3 separate regions of the Mus musculus genome follow, and all the other regions are linked to region 2. A link is a loop called in an ENCODE intact Hi-C map of the cell type or tissue named here. Cell type or tissue: left cerebral cortex. All regions are shown on one strand.

Region 1 (8,000 bases), 170 kb before region 2:
TTGGGTGTCATTCCTTAGAAGCAGTCTACCTCTCTGGTTATCAGTTTATTTTGGGACAGGGTCTCTCAATGGGATGTGGGGTGGTCTGAGAATCATGCCCACAAGGGACCCTGCTGTCTTCTGTCCCCACCGCTGCTATTACAAGGACAGGTCACTCCTGGCTTTTCATCTGGGTGCTAGAGATCAAACGTAGTCCCTCATGCTTTCCTTGTGTCCCCTACGGCTGTGACTGGAAGCAACTTTGGGGGAAAGGATTTTAACACTTCCATATCACAGTTCATCATCAAAGGAAACCCTAGCCGAGACTCAAGGCAGGAACCTAGAAGCAGAAACTGAAGCAGGGGCCATGGAGGAGGGGCTTGCTCCTTCTTACTTGCTCAGTTTGCTCTCGAGAAACACCCAGGACCACCAGTCCAAGGATGGCACCACCATAGTGAATAGGTCCCTCCATCACTCATCATTAATTACGAAAACGCCCCCACAGACTTACCTACAGACCATTCTGGTAAGGGCATTTTCTCAAGTAAGCCTCCCTCTTCCCAAATGATTCTAGCCTGTGTCAAGTTAACTCCACACTAGCCAGCACATAGGACAAGCCTTTTACCAGCTGAGATATCTGCTTGACCCCCTAGAAATAATCTTTTATTGATTTATATTCTGAAATCATCAGAGCAAACCTCCAAGGGTCAGGTGGGACTTCCTGACATATTTGCTCTTATGTTGTTTACCTCTTTTTGATGTTAAGTGATGTTTGCTCTTAGTGATGTTAAGGGGGGATAGAAGAAGCTGCTGTCCTGGGCCTTTTGATGCTCCAGGCCTCTCAAGTTTTTCTCCCATTCTGCAACAAACTGTACATAAAATAGGAGGCAAGGCATGCTTGCAAGAATTGGGGTACCCACAGAAGGGAAAAGGGAGGCAAGAGTCAGAGAGTGGAGGCTTCTGGAGGTCAGGCCTGTGGGCCAGTCCCTCAGTGGTCTGTGTGATGATTTAGCGTGGGGGGTGAAGCCAATGGATGCTCTTGACTGGATAGGTGACCTTAGATACAAGCTTTCTCCAGCTCAAGAAGCTGTTGGGAGGAACTGGTACGAAGGAGGAAAGGGGACGGTGAGTCAGACATCCTCCCAGCTCCTGCCTGGGGCAGGGAGTTCACTCTGAGCCATGGTGAGCCTGGTACACTCCAGACCTAAAAGGACTTGGTCCACAGCTGCCTTGGGCTTACTAGGGCAGACATAACCAGCAAGCACTCTGTCCTTGTCTTGGCGTGAGGCATCTCCTCTACTCCCAAGTCCTCTGCTTGCCTTCAGGTGCCTAGAAACTGCACTCCTGGCCCCCATTCCTACCTTCTCATTCGTGGGTGGTCATCGTGACAGTTTGTATAATTGTTAACTGGACAGAATATGGAAACACCTTGAGACAAGTCTCTGGGCATGCCTAAGAGGAATTTTCTAGATTCCGTTAATTAAAGTGGAAAGACTCAAAGAAGAGAAACTGAGGCAAGAACTATTCCTGTTTCCTGACTGTGGGTGCCACGTGGCCTACTGCTTCACACTCCTGTAGGATGATTTTAAAGGCGGCAGCTTTTGCTAACCCAGGCAGCTCCCAAATAATTGAGGCAGAGACCTAGAGACTTAGGCAACAAGCTTTAAGCACAATAACTGAGCAGATAGTCCTAACTCTCCATACTATCTAGCTACTTCGCAGCACACACCCCAAGTTACTTGTATTCAGTCTCTTCTTGGCTGGCTCTGTTGTAGCTGTCCGTCCTCATGCAGAACTCCCTTGGTGACTCCTCCTCCTGCCCAACCTCAGGCGACCATCTTCTTTTTCCACCTTGGGGCCCTTCTTCTCCTGGCCCTCTTCTTGTGGTGAATTCCTTCTTCCGGGGACGCCTGGCTGGGATCGGCAGTGCAGTCTTTCTATCTCCTCTGCCCAGTCCTCGGCTGTTCAGCCTTTTATTATCAATCAGAGATAACTGGGGAGCATTGTCTTCACTCCACACCGATAGAGGAGATTCTTATTCACAATACAATATTCACGACGATGATGCTCCGTGTCCTGGCTGTAACTGGATCTGGGGGCGCAGAGATCAGCATCTGAAAGCACAGAGCACGAGGACAACCCCAACACACTTCTGCTACCCTGACTCCCCACCATGATGGACTATGCTCTCAAACTGTGAGCCAAAATAAAACGTCCCTTCCTTAAATTGCCTCTGTTGGGGTACTTCACCACCGCAATAAGAGAAAGAGCTAACACAACCACAAAATCCAGATTCTTGGCCATGATCTTGATCTTCCTGGAACTCCCATCCCCACCCAGCCCATGCCATCTGACCCAGGGCCCTTCTCTCTCCTGCACAGTGTTCATCCACGGGCTGACCCCAGCCTTGTGAACCGGAACACCGACGATCGAAATTGAAGTGTTTCAAAGGCCAACCCCTCAGAATGACTGTCTCCCTTCCTTGTCCCTGGCAGGATCAGCCCATTACATTTAATGAACTTTGATGCCTTCTTACTGCAGTCCATAAAGGCTATTATTAAAATGAAAGATGGCTCAGTTAAGTACCCCAGCCCCGGTTCTCTCCTTTTCAGAGATACCCAAAGCAGTCGGTGTCAGGATTCCATATGCCTTTTCCATCTTAGCTGCTGCTGCCACCGTCTCCTGAGGAGTTCTTTTAAAGATTTTATTGATCTAATTTTTCCCAAGTCTGGAAAAGTGTGCAAGGCCCCTGCCTCATAGAGCTGCCGTGTTTAGGAAACAAGCGGTGCCTCGCTCTGAACAGTTTGCTCCGACACTGCTGTGCCCATCGTTGCTGTGGAATGAAGCCATTGGTCCCTGGACTTGATCTACAGAGCATTAGTGACAACAGCTGTAGCTGTCTGCATGTCCTTTCCACACAAGCTCCTTCTGCAAGGGACTTGTCAACACACACGGGGTGACTGTGATGTTGTGGATTCCTCACTGCTGGAGCCAAGGCAGATTCGCCACCCACAGACAGATATGGCGCCCAGCAGATTCGCCACCCACAGACAGATATGGCGCCCAGCAGATTCGCCACCCACAGACAGATATGGCGCCCAGCAGATTCGCCACCCACAGACGGATATGGCACCCACCCATCATTGTAGCCTGCTTCTCCAGAGGATAAGCCTGAGTCCCTCCTGGATGGAGCACCTTTGCAGGAATTGTTCTGGCACCAGGGAAGCTAGGCAGCATGTCGGTCTGGGTGAACTCTTGCCAACGCAGCCTAGGTTTCCTCTCCTGAAGTAAGCGACTTGATTCGTCATCTCCAGGGCATCTTCTGGCCTCAGCACAGAAGATGAAGCCACGAGTAAGCAAAGCCTCTGCTCTCTGTCATCAGGACCAAGCGTTGTTCAGACTCAGAAGGCTGGGCCATCAGCCATGAGCTCTAAACTATAAATTCCTGCTGAAAGAGGCTGTGCTGTGGCGACGACATCTAAACAACATGGAGTATGTCTTTCATTGAGAAATTCCAAGACTAGAACATGAATGGTTTAGATACTAACCTTCAGGCAGTCCACACGAGGTATAAACTCAAGGATGTGGAGGAGAGAAAGGAGGGGGAAGGGAAGTACAGTATACGCACTGTAAAATACTTCAACAGCCCAGCAAGGAATTAAGTTAAATGCAAGCAGCTCTACACTCCTCCACAAACGTGGCTTCTCACATCTTCTTTAAACCTATGCTCTAACAGCTCCATGTACATCTCATCAAGAAAGCAAGATGTCTTACCCCAGCCCCAACATCCACTCACACAACATATGCTTACTCATATAGGGCAACCTCGTGTGGTGTGTGTGTGTGTGTGTGTGTGTGTGTGTGTGTGTGGATGGCTTTCTACCAACTTTTCCAAACACAGAGGAAATTATTCACATATGTACCATTCCAGATTTAAGATATATCTGCCTCCTTTTGTTTCCTTCTGAGCCAGGAAAAGGAGAAAGGAGAGAGGAAAAGAAGGAAGAAGGGAAGGAGAGGAGAAAAGAGGAAGAGAGGGAACAAAAAGGAGAGGAAGGGAAAGGAAAGGGGAGGTGGGGAGGCAAGGGGAGGAGAGGGAGGAAGAGAAGAGGAGGGAAGGGAAGAGAGGAAGGGAAGGAGTGAAGGAGGAAGAAAAATAAAATGCTTATAACAGATACATAAATAAAGATTCTAGATTCCATTCCATCTTTCCCAGTAGTATCCACTGTACATGCATGATTACATACTTTTTGGGTCTCAAATCACAGGATTCCATATGTTTACATAATGCACAGTAGATTTGTGCGTGTTTAATATTGCTCAAGTAGAATGGAATCAACCATAGCTTCTTAGAAACATATCTATGCTGACCAGTCCTGCCGACACAGGTGTAGCTCATGCTCCATGACAAAGACACCTTAGACTGGGTGGCTTAAACAAGCATTCGCTTCCCACAGTGCAGGGCTTAGGAAGTCCAAGTTCAGGATGTCTGGCGGTCAAGTCACTGCATGACCCAGTGCCTGCTGGAGAGCCACATCCTTGTTCATAGAAGGCATCCTCTAGCTCTGACCTCACACCATGAAAAGGGCAAGGGAGAGCTCTGGGTTGTCTTTTATGGGGGCTCTAATCTCACTCTTGAGGGCTCCACCTCCTGACACCGTCACACCGGGGATCTGGATTTCAATGTGTGAGACAGTCAAGCACTAACATTATTAGAAACAATGGCTTGCAGTATTCTGTTGTGTAACTAAACTGTGGGCGGTTCATCCCACTCCACTGGAGAAAACTAGAACATTTCCTGTGTGGCTTGGCTTTTGGAAAGTTTAAACATAAGAAGAACAAACTGCAAATTCTTCTGTCAGTTCTTCAACGGTCTCCCTTCTTTCAACCATCCGTAGGAAGAGTGTAGAATGTGTGTATAAACCGTCTCTGCTCAACTGTAATTCTGGCAGTCTTATGGATACAATGTCCTAAGAAATGTCTTCATGTCCACCTCTTGACTTCCAAGAATATATTTCTTCTTTGAATTTTTTTTTACAGTGGAGTATTTCTGCAGTGGGAGCATTTAGCAGTGGAATCTCTAGATTAACAAACGTGTATAATTAAAACTTTCGTGCACATAAAAAAAATTGAAGCAGCCAGCTCATCACAACGCCACTCCATGCCATACCTTGCACCATAGAGGGAGTCACCATAATGTGCCAGTATGTGGTAAATAAATGGGAGAGAAGAATGGTTTGAGCACTATGAAGGGAGAAAGAAATGGAGACTCGAGGGTGAAGAGGGCCTGCAGCCATTGTGAAGTCCCAGTCTATGCTGCCACTGAGTGCCATGTCTGGGTCTGTGGCCATGTAGCAGCAGGGCCATATTACCACAAAGGCCATATAGACATCCCAGGTCAGGACTTTGGCCTGGGGCCATATTGATGTCCAAAGCTGTTCAGAATTGGCTTCATTCTTCACTGGCTGCAGGACCCTGGAGAGTGGGCCCTGCACCACACCTGGGTACCACAGTAGAACTGGCCCTGGTGACATGGGCACGGGTGAGGAGGTGAGAATAGGAGAGCTATCCCAGCCCCTCAATGGCTACAGCAATTGGGACAGTGGGCATAGGTGACCTGGCCATGAAGGCATGAAAGCTGGCCCCTTGCCAACTTCAGCATTGGGTGGACTAGCCAGAGCACTGCTGGAAAGCTCAGCCTGGTAGTGTGGGTGCAGGAGAGCCAGCAGACTGATATCCCAGATCCAGGACTCTGAGTCGGTCTACCCCAGTATTTACCCCATCTATGAAGTATTGAAGCATATGGAGAGGCCAGTCCTATAGATCCAAAGCCACAAATCTCTATGATGCAGGGCAACAACAGGCTATCCAAGAGGAGTTGAGTTCCCACGAGGATCATTGCAATGAGTTCATTGAGTTCGCTAGAGTTGCAGGTAAAGCTGTGTAGACAAAAGGGTGTGTGCACTGTGGGACACACTGTGTAACATTACAGCTTCCACAAGGAGATGCTCTGTTTTGTCTTAATTTATTCTTTTTGTTGTTGTTATATTTTCTTTGGGAGGGGAGGCGACATGGGTGGAGGTCTGATAAGAAGAGATGGGGAGATATGTGGGATTGAGGTGTGTGATGTGAAGTTCACAAAGAACCAATAAAGAGATGAAAAAAATTAAGCAAACGATTTTCTAACTAATAACATAAATGATGTATTCTTTCCCCACAACTTGGTCAATTCTGTGTAATTTTGTCAGCTAGGGAGACAGAATGGTATTCCAAATGGCTCCCGTGTCACGTTTAGCTTCTCATTTTAACTACGCTTGCATGAGCCAGAGAAGTTATTGTAGTCTATTTCTTCAGATGACAATGAGCATGCTATTTTGTAGGTCTCATATTTTACAAGCACATCAGGTCAAGTAAGAATGAGAGTAAAGGTAGAGTTTCTCAAGACTAACCCTGAGGAATAATTACATAATGGTGAGTGGATGGGTGGATGGATGGATGGATGGATGGACGGACAAATGGAGGATGGATGGATGAATACATAGTTGGTTAGAATATGGCTGTGTGGGCTGTCAAGGCCAGAACAGACTTCAGACTTGATTCCTATAAATCCCATATGAGCCTGGGTTAATTAATCAAAGTTCGCTAGAGTCACAGAACTTAAAAATGTCTCTCTATATTAAGGGAATGTGTTGTTATGACTTACAGTCTATAGTCCAACTAACCTAACAATGGGCATCTGTGGATGGGAAGTCCAAGAATCTAGAATCTAGTAGTTGCTCAGTCCCACGAGGCTGGTTGTTTCATCTGGTCTTCTGTAGAAGTAGATTCCAACAGATGTGCTGGAAAGAAAATGCAAGCAGGCAGGGAAAAAAAGTGACTCTTCCTTCTTCCAATGTCCCTACATAAGCCTCCAGCAGAGAGTGTGGCCCAGATTAAATGTGTGTACCACCACATCTGGATCTGGGACTTGCTTTTTCCCAGGCTGACCTTGAACTCAGAGATCTGCTTGCCTCAGTCTCCTGGGATTAAAGGCCTAAGCTTTTCATGGCCACTATGCCTCAAGATCTCCATGCCAAGAGCCAGGTCAGAAACTTGTGTTTTCCAGCTTCAACATCTGAATCACAGGTGAGCCCTCCAATTCTGGACTGTAGTTCATTCCAGATATAGTCAAGTTGACAACCAAGAAAGTCCATCAGAGAGCCCATCTACCACTTCACAAAGTCAACTTCTCCACATTCTTGACTCTTGAAATGTTCACCTTTGATCTGGCTCTCTCTAGACCCCAAAAGTCTTGTCACAACCAAAGATGATGACCTTCTGCCGCTCCCCTGTGGATGGGGCAGGAGAAACCCAACTATGATCCAAGACAAATATGGCTGGAAATGAGAAGACAGCAAGACTTCCTTACTTCATCTTCCAACTGTAAACTTTGGCTGCCTAGATTATTTCTAGAATTTTCCCATTTCCCATGTTTTTGCTGATTGGCCTCATCCCCGGAGAATATAATCTCAGTGTTGGGATCAGACTTGTTCCTGTTTGAAGACAACCACTTTTCATGGTTTCCCCTTTCCCTATTTTTTTCCTGGTTCTTTCCCAGATGGTTTCCTCGTGGGTCAGCTTCCCAAGATAGCCATTATTCCAGTCAGATTTGGTAGAGTAGCCAGATAGACAACAGTTTTCTTACCTCACACAAGAGAGCTCACCTAGCAAAGCCTTGTCACAGAAACACCACAGAAGGGGCTGGAACCCCAGAGCCATAGGTGCCTGTAGGATGTGGTCTCTCTCTCTCTCTCTCTCTCTCTCTCTCTCTCTCTCTCTCTCACACACACACACACACACACACACACACACACACACACACACAAATCCAGATGATAGACCACTTAAGAGCTCTTGAAATGTTACAACATGTCCCCTATGTGTCTTTCCAGAGCTGTTTCCACTTCAAAGGCAAAAATCTTTATTGAGTTTAAGGAGAGATCTAGATAGAAGTCCCCAGGCCTGAACAGACCCAGTAGCTC
Region 2 (8,000 bases):
GTAGAGTACTTTCTTGGGGAGCCCCCCACGCTCACCACCAGGAGGAGTTGAATATGGAAAGGAAAAAGGAAAACAGCTTTATCCCAAGCCTTCTTCTAGAATCTCGTGAAGATCGACTTTGGGGCATGTTTGACGGTGGAGAGGCTCAGCTCAAAAGCCAAACCCTGAACAGAGAGAGAGGGTCTAGGATGGAGGAGGCTGGGGGTCGCCTGTGAGGATCAGAAGCAGCCAGACGTGATGAGGGTCACGCAGTGCAAAGCACCTGCCCTCTTTCTCACCAAGAAGGTCACCAAAAACTCCACTGGCTCATGGGGCAGACCTCAGATGGGCGGAGTCAGGCCAGGGAACCCTCCAGAGCCCGCAGAAATACTTTTCTTACAAACTCTTGCAGTGTATAGAAGATGTTTTTAGACTTAGTGTTAACATATGCCTTTATACTAAAATGACCATTTCCATTTCCATTAAAAAAAAGTCTAACATTGAAAAATATGATGTGGCTTTCAGGGGATGGAGCACTGGATCCCCTGGAACTGGAATTACAGGTAGTAGTGAGCCCCCCTGATGTGGGTGCTAGGAACTGATCTTAGGTGCTCAGTAGGAGCAGTGCTCTCTCTGTAGGAGCAGTACATACCTGGAACTGCTGAGCCCCCTCCCAGGCTCTTGGCTCTTCTTCCTTAATTGCATCCTTTATGATTTGTGTATGGAGCAAAGAGAGTAGACATCTTGGGCTTTTTGGCCCAGACAGAATCCAGTACAAACCAGTTGTTCCTGAGCATCTGTGCGGGGTTTGTTTCTGAATCTCTGAATATTCACAACCCTTATTTAAAGAGACATGGTCCTGCTCACACTCTCCTACAAACCACCAGTTACACACAGTGGCTCACAGCAAAGCCATGTTAGTAGCTACTATACTGTGCTGTTCAGGGACACATAGCCAAATTGTAATAGTCTATACCTGTTCAATAAAGACACAACTGTATTATTTTCTCAAATTTTTTTTTTCTCCCATAGAGGTGACACTCAGGGATACACTGTGGCCCTTACTCCACTCAGGAGCTGGACTGAACAAAGGGCCAGAGCCATGAAACCAAGGACTGGATATGTCTGGGCTCAGTACAGTCCTCTTAACCAAACCAGGCCACCGGATCCTAGGTGGAGGCCTCGCAAAGCCCTGCACTATGATTTTAACCCATTTGGTTTCTACGGTTGGACATTTTGTGGTGTAATTTTTTTTTTCTGCCAGACTCATCCTTGGCTACACAGGATGTTAGAGCACAGTCTGAGCTATAGGGGATCTTGTATCAAAGGGCAAGAAAGAGAGAAAAATGCCCCTTGCTAGGGTCTGGCTATGACCACCCCTCACCCCAAGTCATATGGTAAAACTCCTAATATAATAAAATTGAATGTGGGACCTTGGGAGGGGTTATGGATGAGATTAATGCCCTTATTAAAGGAGTAACAGAGCTTCCTTGTCCCTCTACCTGGTGAGAACAGGCCATTCAGACCAAGAACCAGAAAGTGGGTCCTCACAGGACACTGGATCTCTCTCTCTCTCTCTTAAGGTTTATTTATTATACGTAAGTACACTGTAGCTATCTTCAGACACACCAGAAGAGGGCATCGGATCTCATTACAGGTGGTTGTGAGCCACCATGTGATTGCTGGGATTTGAACTCAGGACCTCTGGAAGAGCAGCGAGTGCTCTTAACTGCTGAGCCATCTCTCCAGCCCCTGGATCTCCTCCCTTGATGATCTCCCTCCTTCTGTACAAGGCACCATAGCCTAGGAGTTGACAGGCCATCAAGTCTACAGATCTGCCTTAGACCCCCCTTCCATTGCAAGTGACAAGCCATCTATGTTGGGAGGCTCTGGGGACACATAACTTGACAATAGTTCTTGTCTGTGCAGAGTAAGAATAGTCGTGCTGGTTCGTGCCACATGATGTTCTGTGGGAGGGTAAGTGCTAGCACCTGTGAAAGAGAAGTAGCCTTTCTAGACTGGATCCAGGCAGAGAAGCTAAGAGCACCCAACAATATCAGAATCCAGACAAACAAATGGGTCAAGGACAGGGAAAAGTAGGAGAACACTCAAGTGGTACAGCCTAACGTGCCCAGCGGAAACAGGTGCACGGAATTCCAAACGGTTGCAACTGTCTTTTCCAAGGTGCAGCATGTGATTGCCACAGTATACCATGGTGGGATATACTACAAAAATATCTTTTTAAAAGAACAAAACAGGAAGAAAATACAAGTTACTTTTCTGACCATAATTCATTAAAAGTGGGAGGTGCTAGCAAGACGGTGAAACTAAGTCACCGTGAAAGAGTCAGATTCCAGCCGGGCATAGTGGTGCATGCCTTTAATCCCAGCACTCAGGAGGCAGAGGCAGGTGGGTTTCTGAGTTCAAGGCCAGCCTAGTCTACAAAGTGAGTGCCAGGATAGCCAGGGCTACACAGAGAAACCATGTCTCGAAAAACCAAACCCAACCAACCAACCAAACAAACAAAAAAGTCAGATGCCTTATAAACACTCACAGGTCACACAGAAAAACATACTGGAATTAAAACTCTTCAGATGTGAGCAATGAAGAAACATTACATAATGAGCAACACTTCACAGGCAAAATAAGACCCTGAGGAAAAGCGATAGTCATGATAGTCACAAACCTCCTAGTTGAAATAAGAAAGATTGAAATTAAACCAAACATTTATCTCTGGGGAGTGCAGAGGTGGGAGGAACAATAAGCCTAAGAGAGAAGAGATTAATAAACAAAATCAGAGTTGATTAAAAAACAACAACAACAACAAAAACTAAAAAGAAAACAAAAACCAGGAAATGAATGAGTGACAGTTGGCAAAATAGGAAGCCTGGGCCTCAGGAAGCAGTTGCCATTTTGGAATGGATGCCTGGCAGAGATTGAAGGAGGAGGTAGGGAGAAGTCATAAAGAAACAGGCAAGTAAAATCTACGTACATCTGATGATTGGGGTGTGCACATGTGTGTGTGTGTGTTCAGCCTTCCCCACAAAAAATAGAGCCATGCAGATACCTGGGAAGGACATCCCTAGCCGAAGAAGCAGAAGTGTGAGTGTTCGAGCTTAGCTAGTGTGTTTGCGAATGAGACAAGACACGGCTGGAGAGGTGGCTCAATGGTTAAGAGCGATGGCTGCTCTCGAGGAGAATCTGGGTTCGATTCCCAGCACCCGCATGGCAACAAAAAACTATCTGAAACTTCAGTTCCAGGGGATCTGGTGCCCTCTCCTGGCCTCGTTGGGTACTGCATGCACACAGTACACAGATGTAGGTGAGACACATGAAACAAAAATAAATTTATTCTAAAAAATGAGAAATCTAGACACTAGTGAGGGAGGATCAAGGGAGGAGGGAGGCAAGGAGAAACAGGGAGGGGAAAGACCTGACAGAAACAAAAGAGAAGGGCCTGGAATGTTCTTCAGATGGCAAAGGAGTTTATTTCCGTAGCATGCAGGAAGCCCTGGGTTGTCCCTGTCACCACACAAACTGGAATAGGGCATTTGCCCGAGGGCAGTCCTAACACTTAGGAGGGAGAGGTAGGGGGATTGAAAAGCTAGGTCATTCTTGCCTATATAGCAAGTTCAAGGCTTGAGACCCTGTTGAGGCAGAAAGAAGGAGTGAGACCATGAGGAAACTTGGGACAGAATAGACGTTTGGATTAAAGAAACATTGTAACTATACCTTAGTGCATTTAAACTCTGGCTGGAAACGGGCATTTTCTGCAGGAATACATCATTTAAAAAGAGATACAATACTTGGGCCTGGTTAGCTACAAGGACTCTGAAAGCCTAGCTTACGTCATCACACATAGACTCAGAGGTCATTGCAAACCACAGGAAACCTCCCAATCAAGTCACTGTCCAGAGCTGGCACCTGCCAACTCCACGCCTCGGACCTAGGTTCCTCTGCTTTCTGGATCCGCCAGTTGCCTCCCCAGCAGGCCCTCTTCCAGGCAGCAGACTGAGGGGAGAAGAAGGCGCCCACATCTCCAGGCCCATGCCAGAGCGATGCCCACACATCTCTGCTCTCTCTCACAGCCTGAACCTGGAAACTCAGCCACGTGTAGCCTTCAGAGAAGTGAGTTAGGACAAATGTCTTCTTCCGAGCATCTATATCCACCTGCAAGCCCAGGGCTCCCTGATAGCAGAAAGACAACCTGTTTGCATACAATTAACACTCTGCCATGCTAGCCAAAGCCTTAGAAACAGTCACCATGCCAGATGGCTTCAGGAACAAATCCTCCCAAACAAACTCTCAAAAAAGAGTTGCAGACATAGGAAGAGCCAAGTTCCCAGGACCCGGGGAAGGACAGACAGCTCCCAGATCACTCTTTCAGAGTAAGGAAACCTGGATACAGAATCAGCACTTGGACGGCACTTACACACCTACATACACTGTGTGTGAGTATCCTAAATAAACTGTGCCCTTACACCCTTACAGTCTTACAGAGACCCAAGCGGCACGGAGTCGTCTCTACACCCAGAAACGAGAGGCAGCTCAGCTATGAGGTACTGAGGGTGCCCACTTCACCCAGAGTGGACATCATGTAATTACAGCTAGAGACAGTCTGGGAAGATGGAGTCCCCAGACCCAGGCTTAAAATAAACCAAACCTCTGCCATTTACTCCTCTTGTAGTTACGGGCAAATTCCTGTCAAGAAGCCATGTAAGAAAGGAAGGGTTTATTTTGACTTGTGGTTTAAGGGTGCACGGTCTGGGTCCAACGGGGCCGGGAAGACGGGAAGACAGTGGCGCTCAACAGGAGGAGGGGCTTGAAGTACCAGCCAGGGCTTGCTTTCTTCTGGTTGGTCCAGGAATGGAAGCAGAGAGAAGAAGCGAGGGTGGGGGTAGGGTGGTGGTGGTGGTGGTGGTGGTGGTGGTGGTGGTGGTGGTGGTGATGCAGGGGTAAGGTGGGTGAGGGAGTGGGGGATGGGGGGGGGGGCTAAAGCCTCCAGTCCTCCTCCAGGCTCCCACTTCCTCCAGCTAGCCTCTACCTCCAAATGTTCCAGGAGTGACACTGCTGGCTTGTTAATCAAAAATGAAAGAGAACTGAGTTGATAATACTGTGTGTAGCAGCTTGCTCTAGTATCTTACTTTGTTTCTTTTATACTGGACCTACACTCTCCCCCCTCCCCGCTCCCCCCCCCCCCGCCACTCTGCCCCGCCCACTCCCTTGCCCACTCCCCAGTCCGGCCCACTCCCGCTGTCCCCGCCCCCCCAACCCCTCCTCCCCCGCTTTAGCTTGGCCTCTGGCAGCTTGATTAGAAAGTACTTCTCCAAGTCTTTCTTGTAATTGGAGGCAATCAGGTGACTAAGTTCCAGCCAATGGGCTGTGAGCAGAGGTGCTGCCTACAGTAGTCTTTCTTTCTTCAGGCAGAAGCGACAGAGACTTCTAACTACAGAGCCAACCCTGCTGCTTAGGGAGCTTGTAACCTCTAACACACAGAGAAATCAGCTTTCGCCCTACTTAAGCCAGTCTGTTTGGAATCTCTTAGTCATCCTGGGTAGTCTGGGCCCTAAGTATTCTAAAACAGTCGTCGCCAGAAGTGCCCACTGACACCGTTTCCTATGGCAAGATATGAACAGTGCCCTCCGCGAAGGCAGGGGCTACCTACAAAGACACTGGCTTTCCCGATTCATTAGTCAGATGGGACTCTCCATGTTGGAAGTGCTCTGTCGCTGTGACCAGCACCAGAGAAAGAATAAAGGAGGCAAGAAATAGATACCATTAGATGTGTGTGCTGTTTGAAAAACACTAAACTGTTTCTAGAAGCTGTGCTCTGCTATAGAAAGGCTTATGTTTCTATACTTAAATACTGGCAGTTAAAGTAACATCGATCGATGGACATGAAGAAGCAGGTAATAGCTCTTGGCAGTTTCTCGGTGGACTTGGTGGCCCTCAGTGAAATGCTGGCATATTCTACTGAGTGGGTGTCCTTGGGACAACTCTTCAATCTCTCTCTCTCTCTCTCTCTCTCTCTCTCCACTAGGAACAAATTTTGAACCCTGCCGCATATTTTTTTGTTATTTTCAACCTATGACAGATACCTGAGATACACAATTTAAGAAGAATTATTTATTTTAGTTCCTGGTCTTAAGAGATTTTGATCCATAATCTTGGTCCCATACACTCTGAGCCTGTGTGTGGTGAGGCAGAAAATGATTCCCAAAGGGAGAACACAGACTGGAAAGGGGCCGGCAAGATACAGTCCCTGGAGATGCGCTCAAAGTGACCCAGTCCCTCCAGCAAGGTCTGCCCTTCACACTACTGTCCCACACTTTGACCTCACCAGTGGATTGGCTGATCCGATGGAAACATCCTCATAGACACGCCTAGGTGTGCACTTTCCTCATCTGATAGGTGCTTTTTAGTCCAACCAACTTGCCAGCCATGATTCTCCATCATGTATAGACAACCGATTCTAGTTAAACCGAAGATCTAAGAATAAAATTCTAATTCAGTGCCGAGTCTGCAAAACCTTCTAAGAGAAATACAAGACATGGAAGCCACAAGGTGGACAGTCCCAGCCTCTCCTCTGCTCCAGCCACATAGGTCCCTTACCTGTTTCTGTGTACCCAGAGCACACCTTCACCCCGGGCACTTTGTTCATCCTGCCTTCCCCTCTCCCCTATTCTACCTCATCTGTTTCAATGTTAGATTTCTTCCCCTAGATTTCCGTTTCAATGTTATCTTATTAACGAGGCCCTTCCCAGCCCTTACAGAAAAGCTCAGATGGCATTCAACCTCTATTACGTGATATCTGTGCTGAGGCATTTCCTACCTACAGGTTAGCTGGAAAAAGCTAACAGTTTAGCTTATTTAACAATCCATCTATGCCCCAAGGCTTCTCTACTACTTGTATTTGAACAATTCCAATTCTGCAGAGACTGCTATGTGCTAGAAGGTTCTGTTCTTTCAATCTTTCCTCCAGCCCACCTTCCATTCACTTGTCCACCCACCCATGGGCAGCCCACCAAACCTTTCATTTACCCATCCACCATGTCCTACAAACTCACCCTTCCCCCATTCATCCACCCCTTTGTTACCCAGATCCATCCATCTGCCCATCACCCTCACATCTGTAGGAAACATCTGTGTCCCAAGCCCCTTGTGTCGAAAGCTTTGGGACTGAGCATATCTTGGTTGGGTTGTCAAGGAAGTTAGTCTTGTGAGTGTAAATAAATAACACACCATGACAAGAGCTATCACGGAATTCCTTTCAAATTTCTGTGGAAGAGAGGATGTGATAACTCCGGGGAGGGTCAGGGTTCGATGCCAGCAGGGGTGGCATTTGAGCTGGAGGCTGGCAAATGTCTGAGGTGCCATACAGACAGAGAGGAATGGAAGGGTATCAGGGCCAGAGGAACTTGAAAACTAAATACAGACACGTGTGCACACACCATGCTCAGAATGTGAGCTGGTGGAGTTGGGGGGCTGGGGGTAGGAGGTAGAAGATTCGGGCAAGAGAAGGATTCAGAGAGGGCCAGGCACGGTGACAATAGATGAATCTGAGAGACTGCAGATCCTACACGGTTGAGGTTTCGGTGAACAGTCATTCTCTAGAAATTTCCGTACAAAATATGCAAAGAATCCCCATGATGTTCTTACATTAATCTGTGCTGCAGGCTTGGGCTTAGATGCAGCTTTGCAGAATATATTTTTTAAAGTTTCATTACGCCACTGTACATCAAAATAGGCCAATATAAATTATAATACGGTCATGCCAGTAGGGCTTGCAAACACAATATTTTAAGTTTATTTTGCATTCCAAGACCCATAAAAATTATTCCGAATGGCTGTTTGCTTTTTGAAGCCAAATGAAAAGGTATTTGCAATTTGATTATTAACAAATCAAATCACTGATAGGATATTGGATTCGGTACATCTCGGACTGACTGAGAGCGAAAAATCCTCAGTGGTCCATTACATAGCATAGCTGCTTTATTGCTTCCATGTGTCATTAAGAATAA
Region 3 (8,000 bases), 53 kb before region 2:
TAAGTTCTAGAAACTTGAGAAGGCTGGACATAGCTGGAGAAGGTCACTGGGCAGTGAAAGCCAGCAGAGGCATCTTGCCCTGGAGCCTTCCTCTGCACCAGAGGTGAAACTCTCCAGTCTCATGCCCTCTGCCTAAACACATGGGGTGTGGAGCCAAACAGCATGGACTGACCCCTCTGAAATCAGGAACCACAGTGACCGTGTGGCTCAATCACCAAATCCCCCTGGGCTTTCTCGTAACAATGTGAACATTTCATGAGCAGCCACTTTCCATGGTTTATGAAGACTTTCACCGTACATAAATACAGCGTACTTCACTAGGACGGCTCTATGTCCAAACAAAACCAGAGAAGCAGCATGTACCGCTCCAAAGGCCAGTACAGTCTCCATCAGGAGGCTTGTGTGCAAGACATGGTGAGAAGCGCTGTCAGCCATGTTTCATGAACACAAGTACAGAGCGAGGAGTCCACTCAGGGGCATGAAGCAAGCGAGTGAGTGAAAGCAGCTGTCTCCTATCATGGTTCTCAAATCCCAGGATGCCCTGGACCACATGGAGAGCCTGTTCAGACAGCTCTGAGTGAGGAGGAGGGTGGAACACGAGAACAGCCATTCTGACCAGTTTCCAGACGATGGGAACCTTCACTATAATAGTAGCATTCCAAGTCAGATGTCGCTAGAAAGTTTTCATTTTGTAGTAACTACTTGAAAGGGAAAAAAGTCAAGTAGTTTCATATTATAGATGTTTACATCTGTGGGGTTTTTTAAAAAATATCTACAACATTTCATTCTATGTAAACTACTATTAAATATAACATTTGAAACTTTCAGGGTTAGAGCTATGGCTAAATGGCTGCAAGCACTGGCTGCTTTTCCGGGACCAGGACTGGATCCCTACCATCCACATGGTGACTCACAACCATCTCTAACTCCAGTCTCAGGGGATCCAACTCCTTCTTCTAACCAGTACCAAAAATATATAATTTTTTAAAAGTTGTGCCAGGCAGAATGGCATATACTCTTATTCAACACTTGGAACACAGAGGTAAGAGAATCTCTGAGTCCAAAGCTAATCAGAATCTCACAGTGAGACCATGTCTCTCAAAAGAGAGGAAGGTAATCATTAAGAAATTACATAAGCTGGAGAGATGGCTCAGTGGTTAAGGACACTGACTGCTCTTCCAGAGGTCATGAGTTCAAATCCCAGAAACCACGTGGTGGTTCACAGCCATCCTTAAAAAGAAATTAAATAACTTGTTAACTAACTAAATCAAGATTAGAGATAAAAGTGCATTTGAGGCCTACCTCAGCTATATGATGCCTTAAAACTCAAAATTTACATCAATAACAAAGCTGAGAGTGAGGTAAAACAACAGAATGCAAAGACGGAAAGAAGAACCCATGCAAACAGGACCTGTGTAAGCACACTCCCACTAGGATTCGCAGGGAAGGAGACAGTTGTGCCTGCAATCAAGGTTTTTGCTGTTGTGTTTTGGCACAGGGTCTCACTATGTAGCCCTTATTGGCCTGGAAATCACAGATCTGCCTGCCTCACCCACTGCTGGGATGAAAAGACTGCACCCCTACCCCCCAGCTAAGTAAACCTGCTGCTGCTGTTCTTGTTCCTTTGGTCTTGGTCTTGGTCTTGCTGTTTGACGAGGGTTTCTTTGTGTAGTCCTGGCTCTATAGACCAGGCTGGCCTCAAACTTAAAGAGATCATTTGTTGATGTTTGGTCTTTTGCTATGTGTTATATTGAATACTGGCTCCCAAGGCCTGGTTGCTGCCAGGGACAAGAAAATCTGCACACATACAAGTGACACTATGTAACCTTACCCACCCCACCCCACCAAGTTATCCCTGAATGGTGAATAAAGAAGCCTCCCGCCTATAGCTCGGCAGAAGAGAAATAGGTGGAGTATGGGTTCCTGTGCTTCCGGTCTGAGGCAGAGACCACTAGGAGAGGCTGGGGAAGAGAGAGGAGGTGAGTCATGAAAACATGGCCATGAGGTCTGGCCCAGTTCTGGTACATAAAGGCTTATTATAAAAATGAAAGCTGTGTATCTTTTTTCTGGGAACTGAATGACCTAAGGTGGGGTAGAAACCCCTGAAATGAGACTAAATACCTACTACAACACTGCCTCCCAAATGCTAGGATTAAAGGTGTGTGTCACCACTACCACCCAGCAGGTAATCCATTTTTAATGTTGAGACTTCAGTAAACTCAGAAGATCAGGATTTTAACTTGATTTCCAACTATCCCAAGTTAAGCATGCTAACGAATACAACTAACATAGGTCAAACCCAAAAGGAAGTACAGACATTTTTAAAAGCCCATAGCTGTAAAGATCTGTAAAATGTGTAAAACACACCGAGTTGGAAACAACTGTACCTGACTGAGGTAGAGGGAAAAGGATGGATAGAGCTCTCTTTCAGTCTCCAGAGAGCTTGACAAGTCTGTGTAGCAGTCTGAAGAGTCGAAGGATATAACTGTGTTTACGAGTGACAGTATTTCAGCATTTTGTTCTTTTTGTATAATAAGATGAGCCATCTTCTACTAATACGTCAAAAGTGAACTTGCGTATGACCACACACTCCTCAATCACCTCTCGTGATGCTTTGTGTATTCTTGGACCAGGGAGTGGCACCATTTGGAGGTGTGGCCTTGTTGGAATAGGTGTGACCTGGTTGGAGTAGGTGTGTCACTGTGGGTGTGGGCTTAAGACTCTCACCCCAGTTGCCTGGAAGTCAGTCTTCCACTAGCAGCCTTTGGATGAAGACGTAGAACTCTCAGCTCTGCCTGCACCATGACAGCCTGGATGCTGCCATGCTCCCACCTTGATAATAATGGACTGAACCTCTGAACCTGTAAGCCAGCCCCAATTAAATGGGTTTTTTATAAGACTTGCCGTGTCTTATAAAGACATGGTGTCTGTTCACAGCAGTAAAACCCTAGCTAAGACACCTCGAATATCAACAGCACCTTGCAGTAGCTCAATTGAAAGACAATCTATCCCATAAGAAGCATTTAGGGGGCTGGTGAGATGGCTCAGTGGGTAAGAGCACCCGACTGCTCTTCCGAAGGTCCGAAGTTCAAATCCCAGCAACCACATGGTGGCTCACAACCATCTGTAATGAGATCTAATGCCCTCTTCTGGTGCATCTGAAGACAGCTACAGTGTACTTACATATAATAAATAAATAAATAAATAAATAAATAAATAAATCTTTTTAAAAAAAAAAAAAAAAAAAAAAGAAGCATTTGAATCTTCCCACTGATGACCTGAAATCGCAAGCACTCACCCAGATAGATGCAGCCAAAGCCACCTTGGCCAATGGGCAATCCTAGTTTCCACTCCTTCCTAGACATGTCGGTTAGGACCTCTCCAGCGGCAAACTGCTCTGCGAGGCGCCTCTTCGCAGGTCCGGGTCTTCCAGCCTGAGCTGCTTTTACACGGGGCATCTTCACTGTAACACAAAACAAGGCAACTCTGTTCACAGTTCTAACCTTAGAATTGTTCAAAACATCCCCCACAGAAGGCTTCCATTCAATAGGGGCTGTTGGAGACTATAGAAGGATGGCTAGTTCTGTAACAGCTAGGATCCTATTTGGTTGTCACTAAGCTTGGAGAGGAGACCATAAATAAAGTGATGCAATTATGGGAAGCACGTTGAGTCCGTCCCAGTGGCATATCATCTACGACTACAATACTATTTAGTAACAACAGAACAAGAATGTTGATGCAACTGAGGGAAAGCATGCAGTTAGAATGCACCCCATCTAATAACGCAGCCACAAGGTCCTTAGTACGGATGTGCTAGCACCAGCACAGAGACTACAATCTCAACCAGGTGTGTACAAGGCAGAGGACAAGGGCTTCTGGGGCACAAGAGTAGGAAGGCTGCAGCAGCCCCACTCACAAAGGAGGACACAGACTCAGCAGAAGTGACACACGCCACCAGCTAGTTCCACAAAGTCCTGGCCATCCGATATGTCCCTTCCCCCTGGGCATTCTGGAGAAGTAGCTCATTCGATTTTCTCAGCAGCACAAGTCAGTATTCTGGGAAGACACGGCTGGAATCAAAAGCCTTGGCTCCAAGTGTGTAACTGGCTGGTTGGGAAATCGTGATTCAAGCACATCTATCTAAGCTTCAAGTGCCTCTGCACAACTCACTGCACCCTGTACAGCTGTGTGTGCACATAAACGTGTGCTCTGAGTCCAAATTCTTCTTTCTATCCACACTGACTCCTTAAACAAGATTTCCTTAAGATTCTACAATTCTCTAAAAACTGCAGAGGAACAAACCAGAGAGGGGAGTGATTGAAACAGACTGGTCTGCAACACTTAGAATGCTATTTCAAATGGGAGTCTGCTAAGATGTGACATCTGAACTCAGATATACTAAATATACAGACTATATTAAAAGATTTATTTTCTTGGAACTTGGAGAGGTGGCTCACCGGTCAAAGAGTACTGACTCCTCTTCAGAGGTGAGGTCCAATTCCCAGTGGCTCACAACCATCTGTAACTCCAGCACCAAGAGATCCCATGAGCCTTCTGGCCTCCTTAAGTACCAGTCATGCATGTGGTGTGCACATACCCATGATTTATTTTCTTGTTTTTTAAAGAATGTGTATGAGTATCTGTCTGTGTGGGTGCATGAGGAGGCCAAGGGTATGAGATTACCTGGAGCTGGCGTTATAGGGTTTTAGTTGCGGGTGCTGAGAACTGAACTCAGGTCCTCTGCAAGAATAGTAAATACTCTTAACTGCTAGATTATCTATCTAATTTTATCACCACCTCTGCCTGCCTACACAGTATTAGATTGGAAACTTCAGCAAACACCCACCAATTATCACTACAAATGCATGAATTCCATATATGCAATTTATATCGTATATACTGTGATAGCTAATCTTGGTCGTCAACCTGACTACATCTGGAATCAACTGAAACCCAAGCAGCACAACACAGGATGAAAGGCTTCTCGTGGTTAGATTATTTGAGTCGGGGAGATGTACTCTAAATCAGCCGTGAAGGAAGGAAGCTTTTGCTCTCTGCCTGCTTGCCGTCACTCTCCCTGTCAAGCTCATCCGTCCTGTTGCTGAGACATTCCTTCACTGGGATTAGAACCCACTTCTTCAGGACTTCCCTGAAACTCCAGCTCTAGTGTAGGACTGTTGAGACACCCAGTCTTCTCTCTCCATCAGGAGACAGCCACCGACGAGCCACTCACACCACAGCCAAGAGCCATGCTAATACATCTCCCTTCAGTAGATACGTTCATTCCATCAGTCCCAACACTAATGCAAACACTTTATTAACTGATAGGGAAATCTTTAAATCTAACTTTTCTCTAAAAAGAAAAAAAGCTTTATGCATTTCCGATTTCAAACTTGTCTGGGGTGAGAGCACCTTCACAGCAAAGGCGCTTTGCTCGGGCTAGCGCTTCCTCAGATGGGCTCTCTCAAGGTACTTTTTTAATCTGTGCTGAAATCTTGCCCAACAGTATTTTGGTGACAGCCATGGCAACCAAGACTTAAAACAGGAAGAAAGATTAACTTCTGCACCTCGCACCTCGGTGACAACTCAACTAGAAGAACGAAGCTGAACACACAGCAGTCCTGGCACTAACATGATTCCTTCTAAACTTCATCCAGCTTTATCAGATCACAGCAATTTCCTATTTGATTATTTCCTTATAGTTGTCAAAACAGTTTTAAATGACTTTTAAAACCTTCTTTCTGTAACTGAAGTGTCTGAACAGTTTTTTTTTCTAGAATTATTTTCCCATGCAATAAAAATACCATATTATAAGTGAAAACTCTGCCTCAGCATTTACTTCATATAGATTTCTTGTAAATAAAGTGGGTTTTTTTTTTCTCCATTCCAAATAAAACTATTGGCTTTTATTTTTAGTTTTACTCTTGAAGCCAGCTATTTGGAGCTTACTGGGATAATTAAGATCAGGAATACCGCTCCTAAAACTACTTCAACAGAACAGCATAACGTGCCCAGTGAACTCTGAAGAGACACTGGGTATGAGAAGGCCTCCATGAATCCCTTCCCTACAGACCCCAAACCACTCAGGAGAAGGCTAGGGTGAAGCTCAGAACCTTAGGAAACATCCACAGGAAAACTGGGAAATGCTTCCTGTGTCCACAATACCACGTAAGTAGATGAAGATAAGGCTGGCCCATTCCCAAAACTTCAAAGCAGAAATTCCCCACCTTCCCACCCCCAGCTCAAGAGAAGATGCTGGGCTGCAGCCAGAGTGAGCTTCACAAGGACGTCCGTCACAGCTAAGTTGACTTCTGGGCTTTGAACACAGGAGAACAGCAAGCAACAATGTGCAGTTGTGAAGCCGTGCCCCACACATGACCACTGGGGAGGTACATCGCTTCAGAAAGATTCCCCACCCCACCCCCCCGCCCAAAAAAAGACAGCTATGGCTATTTCAAAACAAAATAAAAACGCCAGGTAGGTTTGGTGGTTGTTAACAAGAACACTGTATAAATAAAAGTGGAACAGCACACAGGAGGACAGCAACTGCTCACTGATCCTTCCAGCTATCCAGTCAAGCAAGGTCAAAACTCTAAATGCAAGATTCCAGACATAAACAAGTCATAAAATGCAACATTGTGTGCCATTCTGAGTATGGATGCATCGATCCAGCCGTAGAAGCCGCTCGCCTCCTTCTGATTCATCCACACTGCGCATGCTGCCCTCCCTTCAGTCACAGGGGCCATCTTAGTTTCCAAAGCAATGGTGATTCTATCACAGCACTCGTGTGGCACGCCATCAGCTCACCACTACCTCAGAGGGACACAGATGTCTGAGATGTGGAAACCACAGGCACTTCATACATCAGACCCTCTTCTGATGGTTTCGGTCTTGGTTACTATCATACTCTCACCTTACAAACTAAATTAGGATCCCTATTATACACATTGGTTGCAGTATCTAGGCTCCACTACCAGCCATGGTTTCTGGGTTCCATTGTGATCTTGGAATGTCTCACCCGGGATAACAGAGGACTGTTGTAATTAGGTGACATCCTCAATCTATTATTCCTTTGTTCCTTAAAAATCATAAATGTGAAGTAAAAAATGAGAGGTCCAGCTTAAAATGCTGTACCTGAAGTAGACACAGGTGTATAACAAGCCTAGCACTAGGAAGTCAAACGCAAAAGGATCCAGAGTTCAGAACCTTCCTAGGCTACACAGAGACTGTCTAAAAAAGCCATAACTATACTTGAAATTGCCTCTTATGAAAAACCTACATATACATACACAAGCCTTCATATTAGCAACCCCACTCACAAAACCGCGTAGAAACAATAACCAAGCCAGTAACTTAATGCACGCATCCCCTGGCATATGAACTGTACCGCTGAAACACTATTTCCACTAACAGAAACCTCGCCGTGTCAAGCTGACTCAGCCAGTAGCAAACGTGCGAGGAGCACACGGTGGCCTGCCTTTCCCCCCAGCACAGGTGAGAAGCTGCCCAGTGGTATGCACTGGCAATCCCAAGACTGAGGAGCCAGAGACAGGTGGGCTCTGGGTCTCACTAGGCAGCCAGCCTAAACGCACTATGAGACCCTTCGCAAAGTACATGGCTTCTGAGGAGTAACACCCGAGATGGTCCTCTGACCTCACAAATGAGCCCACAGCCTCTTCCTACCATCATAAGCATCCCTAAAGCCTTTTCTGTCCGTTCATCCCGGCCCTAAACAGGCTTTTCCTGGTGTGTGTTTCAGGTGGTAGAACTAACCTTGACAACTTTTTCTGAGATCTAGACCCTTCCCCACCCACTGCACTAGAAACCCCTTTTATTTTTGAGTATAGAGCAACAGGAAGTCTAGTGTCTGAGAACAGGAAGGCTGGCTGTCTCGAGCTACTGTCGCTTTGCAGGCCATATCTGAGAATGACACTTTCTTAAACCTTAGCACAAGCGCTTGCCTTATTAGGTGAGTGAGTGTTCATAAGAGCCGCAGACGC

What was found. Hi-C counts contacts between places; a loop is a spot of excess contacts. Peaks named below come from ENCODE experiments on the same cell type or tissue, not always from the same donor. Only the 100,000 strongest peaks of a DNase experiment are listed, where the experiment ranks them.
Region 1: a loop joins it to region 2, with 3 times the contacts of the local background. A loop is called at or near these places in 2 of 42 quality-filtered maps.
Region 3: a loop joins it to region 2, with 3 times the contacts of the local background. A loop is called at or near these places in 2 of 42 quality-filtered maps.

What each region holds. Positions count from the first base shown.
Region 1 is chr12:106,153,754-106,161,753 of GRCm38, reverse strand. No RefSeq gene overlaps it. Among named protein-coding and RNA genes, the nearest start is that of Gm32776, 11 kb to the right of the region's middle. In left cerebral cortex, no CTCF peak of the experiment used is centred here; DNase peaks (open chromatin) are centred at 3,047, 3,697 and 4,740; H3K27ac peaks cover 948 bases.
Region 2 is chr12:105,978,929-105,986,928 of GRCm38, reverse strand. No RefSeq gene overlaps it. Among named protein-coding and RNA genes, the nearest start is that of Vrk1, 27 kb to the left of the region's middle. In left cerebral cortex, a CTCF peak has its summit at 3,278 (motif pointing left); DNase peaks (open chromatin) are centred at 786, 4,126 and 5,375; H3K27ac peaks cover 1,425 bases.
Region 3 is chr12:106,032,003-106,040,002 of GRCm38, reverse strand. Vrk1 (vaccinia related kinase 1) reads right to left here. Exons shown (of 14, transcript NM_001029843.2): 2 at 3,299-3,463. The coding sequence starts at 3,458. Among named protein-coding and RNA genes, the nearest start is that of Vrk1, 26 kb to the right of the region's middle. In left cerebral cortex, no CTCF peak of the experiment used is centred here; a DNase peak (open chromatin) is centred at 5,536; H3K27ac peaks cover 543 bases.